Linked DNA regions of Homo sapiens: region 1 is linked to region 2. A link is a loop called in an ENCODE intact Hi-C map of the cell type or tissue named here. Cell type or tissue: CD14-positive monocyte. All regions are shown on one strand. Each heading gives the region's core, and the rest is flanking DNA. Links, peaks and the distances in the headings are about the cores only.

Region 1 (5,385 bases), core at 329-5,328, 1.7 Mb before region 2:
GAACTGTATATTACTTATTTCTTTGTCCCCTGTGCTTCTGGGAGTGCCTGGGAAATAGAAGGTTGCTCACAAATGTTTTTTTGGATAGAATTTTGATGTTCTAAGATTTTTTTTGTAACCTTTAGGATAGGTTAAACTAAACTCTTATTAGAGAATTTGATTCTCTCCTCTTACCCTTACATTATCCAGTATGTTTATCAATATTGATCAACATATATCATTAAATGCTTGTCTTCAAAATTCAAATAAGTGAAGCTATAATTAAAGTCTAGCATGTGTTCATTTAAGCTGAGATTCACTTTAGAAACCCCAAGTAAGAACAATTCTACTCAGCAAGATGGAAAACTAATGATCAATGTCATAGGATATGAAGTTATATTAGACCATTCTTGCATTGCTATAAAGAAATACCTGAGACTGGGTAATTTATAAGAAAAGAGTTTTAATTGGCTCATGGTTCTGCAGGCTGTACAGGAAGCATAGCACCAGCACCTGCTTCTGGGGAGGCCTCAGGAAGCTTCCAATCATGGTGGAAGGTGAAGGGGAGCCGTTGTCTTACATGGCAGGAGCATGGGCTAGAGAGAGAGTGAGGGGGTAGGTGCCATACACTTTTTTTTTTTTTTTTTTTTTTTTTTTTGAGACGGAGGCTTGCTCTGTCACCCAGGCTGGAGTGCAGTGGCGAGATCTCAGCTCACTGCAAGCTCTGCCTCCCGGGTTCACACCATTCTCCTGCCTCAGCCTCCCGAAGAGCTGGGACTACAGGCGCCCGCACGAACGGCTAATTTTTTGTATTTTTAGTAGAAACGGGGTTTCACCGTGTTAGCCAGGGTGGTCTCCATCTCCTGACCTCGTGATTCGCCCTCCTCGGCCTCCCAAAGTGCTGGGATTACAGGCGTGAGCCACCGCACCCGGCCGGTGCCATACACTTTTAAATGACCATATCTCATGAAAACTCACTCACTATCATGAGGACAGCACCAAAGGGATTATGCTAAATCCTTCATAAGAAATCTGCCCTCATGACCCAAAATCATCTTTCACCAGACCCACCTCTAACACTGGGGATTACATTTCAACATGAGATTTGGAGGGGACACATATTCAAACCATATCAAAGTTGATTGTTATTCAGTGGAACCACCCATGAAATGCCAACTAGAAAGATGGAAAGAAAGGTGGCCAAATTATTTTCTACAACTTTAAAAAAATGTGAATAAGGGCTTATGAAACAAGATTCAAATCAAGTACAGTAAGTATTTATTGAACATCTACCATGTGACAGAAGCTGTGCAAGTTATAGCTCTTGTTTGATTCTTACAATAGCAACAGTGTATCTGTCCTAAATTAGTGATATGGTTTGGCTGTGTCCCCAACCAAATCTCATCTTGAATTGTACGCCTATAATTTCCACGTGTTGTGGGAGGGACCTAGTGGGAGATAATTTGAATCATGGGGGAGGTTTCCCGCATGCTGTTCTTATGGTAGTGAATAAGTCTCATGAGATTTGATGGTTTTATCAAGGGTTTCCACTTTTGCATCTTCATTTTCTCTGGCTGCTGCCATGTAAGAAGTGTCTTTAGCCTCCTGCCTTGATTCTGAGGCCTTCCCAGCCATGTGGAACTGTAAGTCCAATTAAACCTGTTTTTCTTCCAAGTCTCAGGTATGTCTTTATCAGCAGTGTGAAAACAGATTAATACAGTAAATTGGTACCAGTAGAGTGGGGCGTTGCTGAAAAAATACCCGAAAATGTGAAAGCGACTTTGGAAGTGGGTAACAGGCAGAGGTTGGAACAGTTTGGAGGGCTTAGAAGAAGACAGGAAAATGTGGGAAAGTTTGGAACTTCCTGGAGACTTGTTGAATGGCTTTGACCAAAAGCCTGATGGCGATATGGACAATAGGGTCTAGGCTGAGATGATCTCAGATGGAGATCAGGAACTTGTTGGGAACTGGAGCAAAGGTGACTCTTGTTATGTTTTAGCAAAGAGACTGGCAGCATTTTGCTGCTGCCCTAGAGATTTGTGAAACTTTGAACTTGAGAGAGATGGTTCAAAGGGCATCTGGCAGAAGAAATTTCTAAACAGCAGAGCATTCAAGAGGTGACTTGGATGCTATTGAAGGCATTCAGTTTTACAAGGGAAGCAGAGCATAAAAGTTTGGAAAATTTGCAGCCTGACAATGTGATAGAAAAGAAAAACCCATTTTCTGAGGAGAAATTCAAGCTGGCTGCAGAAACTTGCATAAGTAGTGAGGAGTAAGAGAGGATGTGAATGCCCAAGACAATAGGAAAAATGTCTGATGAGGGTGACCCCTTTCTTTAAGAAATGATGGGATCTGGATGGGAAATGTGCATCTTTGGAGTTGTTTCAACTTGAACTAATTTCGAGAGAATATGCATTTATCAACGAGGACTTTTTAAAGTGTTTATTTATTTAGAGACAGAGTCTCACTCTGTTGCCCAGGCTGGAGTGCAGTGGCATTATCATAGCTGACTGTAACCTCAAAATACTTGGCTCAAGTGATCCTCTCTCCTCAGCCTTCCAAGTAGTCAGGGCTACAGGTGCACTAACATGCTCAGCTATTTTTTTTCTTTTTCTTTTTTTTGTAGAGATGGGGGTCTCAGTATGTTGCCCAGGCTGATCTTGAACTCCTGGCCTTAAGTGATGTTCCCGTGTTGGTCTTCCAAAGTGTTGGGATTATTGGCATGAGCCAAGGATCATGGACCAATGAGTACTTTTTATAGTGATGAATAATAATATTACTTCCTTTGAACATTTATAGTAAATTAGCTGATACATTAATCAGGTGATAATTGCATTTTGGTACAGTCAGAAACTCAATAAACATTATTGAAAACTGATAATTACTAATTATAACAATAATACTAGATCCTAGATGTTGAGATTCATCATGAATATTATGGAGCCTATTTGGTAACAAGCAAGAAAAAAATTGAAAGTGTAAGTTCAGTTGTAGCGGAAGATAAACTACTCATTAAAATAAATATAAATGTGTGGCAGATTTGATAAAGCAGTAAAGATGATTTTTGGCCACTAGAGGGAGCTCATACTTTAAAAACTGTTTGGAGCATCCATCGTGTTTCAAGGACCACCGCAGGTTTTAAAGATCAGTCATGATTTGCCCTCAATTGTTTTTGGAGGCTTCTTACACGCTAACATACCACAGGGATGGGTAAATAACAAAAATTGTAAGTCAATGTGACTATTTCAGAACGGGCTATAAATGTTCAAAAAAATAATCTCTGATCATACTTATTTAAAGTTAGGGATTTAATTTACTCTTCTCCCCCTAAAGTATTTCTTTGAAAAGGTATTTTCTTTGAAAAGCCACATTTCTCCCAAAAGTAAAATCTGTGGAATTATTTGTTTTCACTTATTCAGGGAATAGGAGAATTTGGGTTATAATTTTGTCCTTATGTGTATTTCACACTCTTATCTACCTCTGGAATGTCTCTTATGCCTCCTCCCTTTAACCTCAGTCCCATGGCCAGCCTTATTCACGGGCTCATTGCTTCTCCCCTGGCCTGTCATGATAGTTTCTTCACTGGTCTCCCCATCCTTCCTGACCACCCCGTCTAGTGTCTCCCAAATGCAATTGCCTTTTACGTCCATTATTTTCAGAACAATATTTTCATGAAACATATTTTTGATCACATTCTTTTCTGCTCAAAACTTCTTAGTAGCTCCCTACTTCTACAAAACAAAAAAACAAGCCCACAAACTTCTACTTGGCATTTAAGGTCCAATTCATTTATTTTATTTTATTTTATTTTATTTTATTTTATTTTATTTTTTGAGACAGAGTCTCGCTCTGTCGCCCAGGCTGGAGTGCAGTGGTGCGATGTCGGCTCACTGCAAACTCTGCCTCCCGGGTTCACGCCATTCTCCTCCCTCAGCCTCCCGAGTAGCTGGGACTACAGGCGCCCACCACTACACCCAGCTAATTATTTTTCTTTCTTTTTTTTTTTTTTTTGTATTTTTAGTAGAGACAGGGTTTCACTGCGTTAGCCAGGATGGTCTCGATCTCCTGACCTCATGATCCACCCGTCTTGGCCTCCCAAAGTGCTGGGATTACAGGCGTGAGCCACCGCGCCCGGCCTCAAGGTCCAATTCAATGCTACCTCCTTTTCAGGCCCACTGGCTTCAGGCTGGAATAATTCTGTCCCTCTCTTTTCTGAGTTCTCATGGTAGCTATTTTCTGTACAGACCTTGTGGCATACCTCCTTACTGCTTTATTTTATAGTTGCTTATGAGCATGTCTTATATCACCTCTATGGCCAACTTCCTTAAAGCATGCCTACTTGCTTGGAAACCAGAGAGGAAGCTTTGCTTCAGCAAGGAAATGATGTTGAAGGCCAATTTAAGAGATCCAGATTTGGGAGAAATTCTGATGCGGAATTGATAGAACTGGATGTTCTGGCTGCATAACAAGCCACCGCAAAATTTAGGAGCTTCAGATGAAAGCTTATTATTATCTCTGAAGCTTCTAAGGGTTGACTAGACTCAGGTGGTTCTCACTTTGAGTTTCAAGTGTGATTGCAGTCGGATGGTGGTTGGACTGGGGTCCTGTGAATGCTCAACCAAGCTCAACATCCAACACGGTTTCTTCACTTACATGTCTGGACCCCTGGGCTGGGATGGCCAAAATCTCTACAGTTTGGCCAAATATCTTGCTTTCTCCACATGTTCCCTCCATGTGGCTAGCTTGGGCTTCCTCAGTGCATGGTGGTCTCAGGTTAGATGTCTTATATGGTGGCTGACTTTCCCTAGAATAAGGAGGGAAAGAGCCCTATTCCCTAGAATAAGGGCCTTTCAAAAGGCCCGGGTAGAAGCGGCAAGGTTTCCTATGCCTTAACCTTGGAAATCCCACAGCATCACTTCCTCCAAGTGCAGCCCAGACCCAGTGTGGGAGGAGACTGCACAGGAGCATGGGTGCTAGAAAGGGTGGTTCCTCAGGAGGCCATCTCTGAAGCATGGCTACCTCGCATGCTAACATTTTCAATGGGAAAAACATCCTGCTCTGAGGAACGGAAGGGATAAGCTGAAGACACACCAATCAGAAGAATGGGAGAAGATCAGGGTGATACAAACTTAGTTTCAAGAGAAAAAAAGGTGGTCAGTCACTACTATTTAACATGTCTGCAGACCTTTTTACACTATTCTCACCGAGAGATGGGGCTATGTTTCCTCCCCTTGAAACTGGGCAGGCTTTTCTGAACGTTTTATCCAGTAGAGTATAACAGAATTCATGCTATGCAGCTTCTAAGATAAGGTCAAAACAGGGGATGCAGTTTCTACCATGCTTTCTGGAATATTTGTTCTTGAAACCTTCAGCTACTATGTGAGCAATCTGATTTTTCTGAGGCTG
Region 2 (5,385 bases), core at 249-5,248:
AATACCACTTTTTGCAAATTACCTGCCACATGGATTTCATGTGACCCAAATCTCACAAGTTACATCCACCTAGCTACGGGTTTTGTCTGAACTTCCCTTTCTAAATTCTCCAGCCTTCTACTGGGAAGTCCTACAGCCCTTTCCCACCACTTATGTCTGGGATTCCCCTAAAGGATGCCCATCCATCTGTGTTCATAAATACCCAGTGCTCAAAAGATGCTCCCTTTGGTGCTGCTGATCTTGTCTGCAATGAAAATTCCAAAGATCGTGCCAAGATTCTACTTTTCCATGTTCCCAGAGCCACTGTGCTCAAGGTCAGAGTGTCACTGGGCTACAAGCAGAGGTGAGATGTGGCCCTCTCCCAATCTCAGTGCTGCCCCTCACCATCTGGATCTTGAAGGTCCACTGCAGAGCCCAGAGTTACAAAGCACAGTCTCCAAGGGCGGCTCAGGAGGTACTGCACCATCTCCTCCACTTCTACTCCTTGAACCACAGCAGAAGCTACCTGAATGACAACTCATGCAGAGAGACCCACAGGACTAAAAGGAAAGTAGGCTATCTCCAAGCATCAAAAGCATCTGAACCTCATCTCTGGTCCTGCCAAAAAGGCAGGAGAAAATTAAGTACAGTTGGCCCTCTGTATTCATAGATTCAATCATGGCTTAAAAATATTTGGAAAAATTCCACAAAGTTCCAAAACGCAAAATACAAATTTACCATATGCTGAGTATTACTTTGAATCCATATGAACGAAGTGATGTATAGGCATTGCATTAGGTATTAGAGGTAATTTAGATATAATATATATAGGGGGATGTGCATAGGTTATAGTATTGCAAATACTACACCATTCTATGTAAGAAACTTGAACAACCATGAATTTTGGTATCTGTGGGGTCCTGGAACCAATCTCCCATGGATGCTGAGGGATAACTGTTTACATTTCTATTCCAGAAGCATTATTGAACATCTGTATATAATATTTATTTATTTATTTATTTATTTATTTATTTATTTTCAGACAGAGTCTCGCTCTGTCATCTAGGCTGGTGTGCAGTGGCGCAATCTCGGCTCACTGCAACCTCTGCCTCCTGGGTTCAAGCAATTCTCCTGCCTCAGCCTCCTGAGTAGCTGGGATTACAGGCATGTGCCACCACGTCCGGCTACTTTTTGTATTTTTAGTAGAGATGGGGCTTCACCATGTTGGTCAGGTTGGTCTCAAATTCCTGACCTCGTGATCCACCCGCCTCGGCCTCCCAAAGTGCTGGAATTACAGGCGTGAGCCACCGCGCCCGGCCTGTGACAGTTAGTGTGCTAGGTGCTAGGTATCCTGAAATATAATAAGGCCCTGTTTTCAAGATGCTTCAGTCTAGCAGGGAAACAGATAAGTAAAAACATAATTATGATACAGCATTTAATAAGAGAAACATGGTACAGGCTAAACGGTAACTCTAAGGAAGAAATAGTGAAATATTTTGGCATGGGTACACTAGGAAAGGCTTCTCAGAGAAGGTGAGTATTGGCCTGTATATTGAGAATGAGTAGGAGTTTATCAGATACTCCCAAGCAAGGGGTAAGTACTATGAGAACAGATAGATGTGAAGCAGCGTGCTAAGTTCTTGGGACTGGAACTGTGGCCTTGTGGAAGATTCATTGTAAGGCAGAGAGAGGAGGAGATAATGCTGAAGAAGCTGTCAGAGGCCCAATTGTGAAGAACCTTCCCAAACACGCTCGTGAACATGGGGACTTCAGCCTGTGGACTCTGGAAGTCATTCAGGTATTTACCCAGAACAATGAGCTGATTAGATTTGCACTTTAGAAACGTCCCTCTGCAGTGTGGATGATAGACTAGCCAGTGAAGACTGACAATAGGGGCACTGCTTAGGAGACCGCCACAGTGGTCTAGAGAAGAGAGCAGTGGGTTGCTGTCTTGCCTTCATTTGAAAAGAATTTGCACAGAACAAGGATGAACTGAGACTGTGGTCATGGAAAAGAGGAAGAGAGGCCAGAGTGGCAGGTGGAATGAAACAGACTTGGTGACCAGTTGGAGGTGAGAAATGGCAAAGAGAGAAGCTCCATCCTGAGACGTGGATGACTAAGACTACGAACACGAATGGATTACTCTGGACATTTTAAAAGTGAAATATCTGTGATGGCACAGAGGGCAGATAGAGATGTGAATCTGCAATTCAGAGGGTAATCAGGGCTGGAAAGGAATTTAGGGTCATTAATGTTTAGGAGGTAGGCAGAAGTAGATATTACTGTACAAATTCTGAAGTAGCACACCAATATTCCTACTATTGGTTTGTCCAGGACTGTTGCTGTTTATGCTTGTGTCCCAGAATAATTACTAAAAGTTCTCCCTTTCATGTGCAAAAATGCCCCAGGTTGAACCATAAAATATATGATCACCCTAGATATTGGTTATCATCCTCACGTCATCTACCTTTTATGTACTATATTACCAAGACATCCTTGCCACTTTTATGTCAAATATGTACAAGAAGAATTTTCTGTTGAGATGAGCAAATGACTAATACATTTGTAATGTAAACCACCAACTAGTTTACAGTTACAAGGTAATTTTTTAATTTCAGCTTTTCTTAAACCGAGGCGCACCTGTTTTCCCACGTGCCTATATCATTATTTTCCTTCCACAGGCAAAGTTACAGGAAAAATAAACATTCATATAAGCCATCACTATAGGTTCAATTCAGTCATCTTACAATGTAAAGGAATAGATGTTCCTCTTTGCCACTGATCCAGTCATATATACAGTATATCAATAGCTATATATCTCTATCTACCTGTATCTTAGCGCCCTCTGGCGTTTGTCAAAAAGAAGAGGTTTTCTTATAGGCATGACATTTTTCAGCTGTCTCTCATCACTTCAACTGAAGTTTCCATATCAAAAAATAATAAGTTTAATGACATAGGAATAACAATAGAGCTTTACTCTGAAGTATCAAGCCAAAGTAAAAACTAGGGGTGTTGTGCTTTGCAAATATAACTTAAACTGGATCAAAGATCAACTCATTAAAAATTCTAAAATTTTAAATGCTTGTGTCCGTATTTTTTAAAAGCAGGGAGGAGTAATATTAAGATTTATTATAGTTTCTGCATATTTAATTTTAAAATGACCACAAATACTGTTTTTCTGGAAAGCACTGGAACAAGCCAAGAAGAAGACTGGAATTGCAGGAAGGAGTATAATGACTCAGAAGACAGTGTCCATTCAGAGAGCCCACAGTTTATGAAGGGACTGATGACCACATTGCCGCTGCACAGTGGGCTCTGTGACTACAGGAGCCTTGCTCTGTAGGGAGGGGATTACCCTTCTCCAATAAAAAGCCTCTGGGCATGTGTTTGTTATAATACCATTTCTGCATTCTCTTCCTTGACCATCTGAGAGGGCCACTTGCTTGGGTTATTCCTGGAGAGTGTAAAAACGTTCCCGGTAAAATCATGGCATAATCCTCTGGGTAGAATACTGGATGAAAGGAGAGAAGTTTAAAACAACCACTTCCCTATCCTCAGGAAACTCTGTATAATGGGTCTACCAGCGCTCTGTGTGGCAGATCACCCCACAGCTCCTTCACGTATTGTAGCAGTTTTTAAAGAGCTGAGCCAAAAAAGCAACAGACAAGGCAAGTGGGCATTCGACCAAATGCCAGACTAAAGAACTTCTCTTCCTCTTAAATATAACCCATAGATCAGTCCTTCAAATCCCAAAAGTAAGTACATGTCGCCCATGCTGTGCATACAGGGTGGTGTCCTAGCCTTGAATCATTTCTGTGCTCTTAGATCACATTCTGTCCTTCACCACGCACACAAAAACACACACATACACACAGACGCCCACACAAACCCTTTCTTCAGAGGCCACATTTGAGTTGGGCATTATTTTTGACAAATACTGTGTGAGATCTCTGAAACAGAATCTCCCAAGTTGAGAGAATGGAATCAGCTTCTCGGAGAAGAGCTCCATTCACGCTGAGCCAAATCTGCTTGAGCAGTTATTTGTACACAAGTGCCATCAATGTTGATGGGAATTTGGAATGAAGCACTGAAAACAGCATGTTAGGCCAGTGAGAATAATCCTTGAAATCTCTGTGGTAATTCAATTTCAGCAGTGGTTGGACCACCCAGGAGCCACTGGAAGCATGGTGCATTTCAAGGTCTGCCTATTTTTTCAACAATTTTCTCTTTGAAACTTTAAGCTCTTCAGTCAGCACAATGTCAAAATGATAAGCAGACATGGGCAATTTTCTAGTCCAGCAACTTGAGATACAGTAAAAATTTGAAGAATAAATTACATATGAAAGGCAGTTGGTTGGGACTGAACTGTGACTGATGATATAGGAATAGCACCAGATTTTATAGCATTCTGTCATTCTAAAACTGGCCATCAAGTGAAGTAACTTAGGAATGGAAAACCAAACATTGTATGTCCTAACTGATACGTGGGAGCTAAGCTATGAGGACGCAGAGGCATAAGAATGATACAATGGACTTTGGGGACTTGCAGGGAAGAGTGGAGTGGGGAGGGATAAAAGACTACAAATATGGTGCAGTGTATACTGCTCGGGTGATGGGTGCACCAAAGTCTAACAAATCACCACTAAAGAACTTACTCATGTAACCAAATACCACCTATACCCCAATAACTTACGGAAAAATTAAAAAATTTTTTAAAAGTAAAACTGGCCATCACATTACCTTTCATGCATTATTTTTGGGATGATTTCATGTGTTATAGAACTTTCACATGCCAGGAAGATTTACGTTTAGGAAATACATTATGCCCACCCACCCCTATCTGTGCTTATACAACATTCTTTTCTCATACATTTAATCTAGCCTTTATACGGATTATTTGTAGGAAAATCAAGCCTCCAGAAAAGGACAACTTGTTCAGAAGGAAAGCATGGACACCATTAACCACGCAAGTCAGCTGGTAGAGCAAGCCCATGATATGAGGGATAAAATCCAAGGTAAATATATTCTCTTCTGGTTCAGTTTAATATCAAGGAAACACTTATGTTATTAACATCAGTAGGCATAATGGCTACTGTTAAGTGTTTGCTGTGTGCCAGGAACTTGTTGGTACAGTATTATAGGTTTAAACTTGTATAAGGTCTTCATTTCAAGTTTGTTTATCTGGAATTTCTGAGCACTCATCCCTACTTACTATCTGTTGATGTTCAATAATCAATGTATAAAATCATTCCCTTTTTAGGCATTTCACAGAATAACCTTCTGACAGAGGAGATTGCATGCTGTGGTGTCTCTAAAATGCAAGAGTTGAGTAGGAGTCACAGATTTTTCTCAGTTATTTGCAGAGAAAACATTGCTTTTAGAATGCCAGTAAACTATCAGTTGACC

The links. Hi-C counts contacts between places; a loop is a spot of excess contacts. Peaks named below come from ENCODE experiments on the same cell type or tissue, not always from the same donor. Only the 100,000 strongest peaks of a DNase experiment are listed, where the experiment ranks them.
Region 1: a loop joins it to region 2, with 5 times the contacts of the local background. A loop is called at or near these places in 18 of 110 quality-filtered maps.

What each region holds. Positions count from the first base shown.
Region 1 is chr6:113,907,127-113,912,511 of GRCh38, reverse strand. All of the region lies in intron 1 of LINC02880 (long intergenic non-protein coding RNA 2880), which reads right to left. Among named protein-coding and RNA genes, the nearest start is that of LINC02880, 5.4 kb to the right of the region's middle. In CD14-positive monocyte, for the core only: CTCF peaks have their summits at 2,880 and 3,083 (motif pointing right); a DNase peak (open chromatin) is centred at 3,071.
Region 2 is chr6:112,177,730-112,183,114 of GRCh38, reverse strand. LAMA4 (laminin subunit alpha 4) reads left to right here. Exons shown (of 39, transcript NM_001105206.3): 10 at 4,883-4,994. Among named protein-coding and RNA genes, the nearest start is that of LAMA4-AS1, 56 kb to the left of the region's middle. In CD14-positive monocyte, for the core only: CTCF peaks have their summits at 2,618 and 2,817 (motif pointing left); a DNase peak (open chromatin) is centred at 2,824.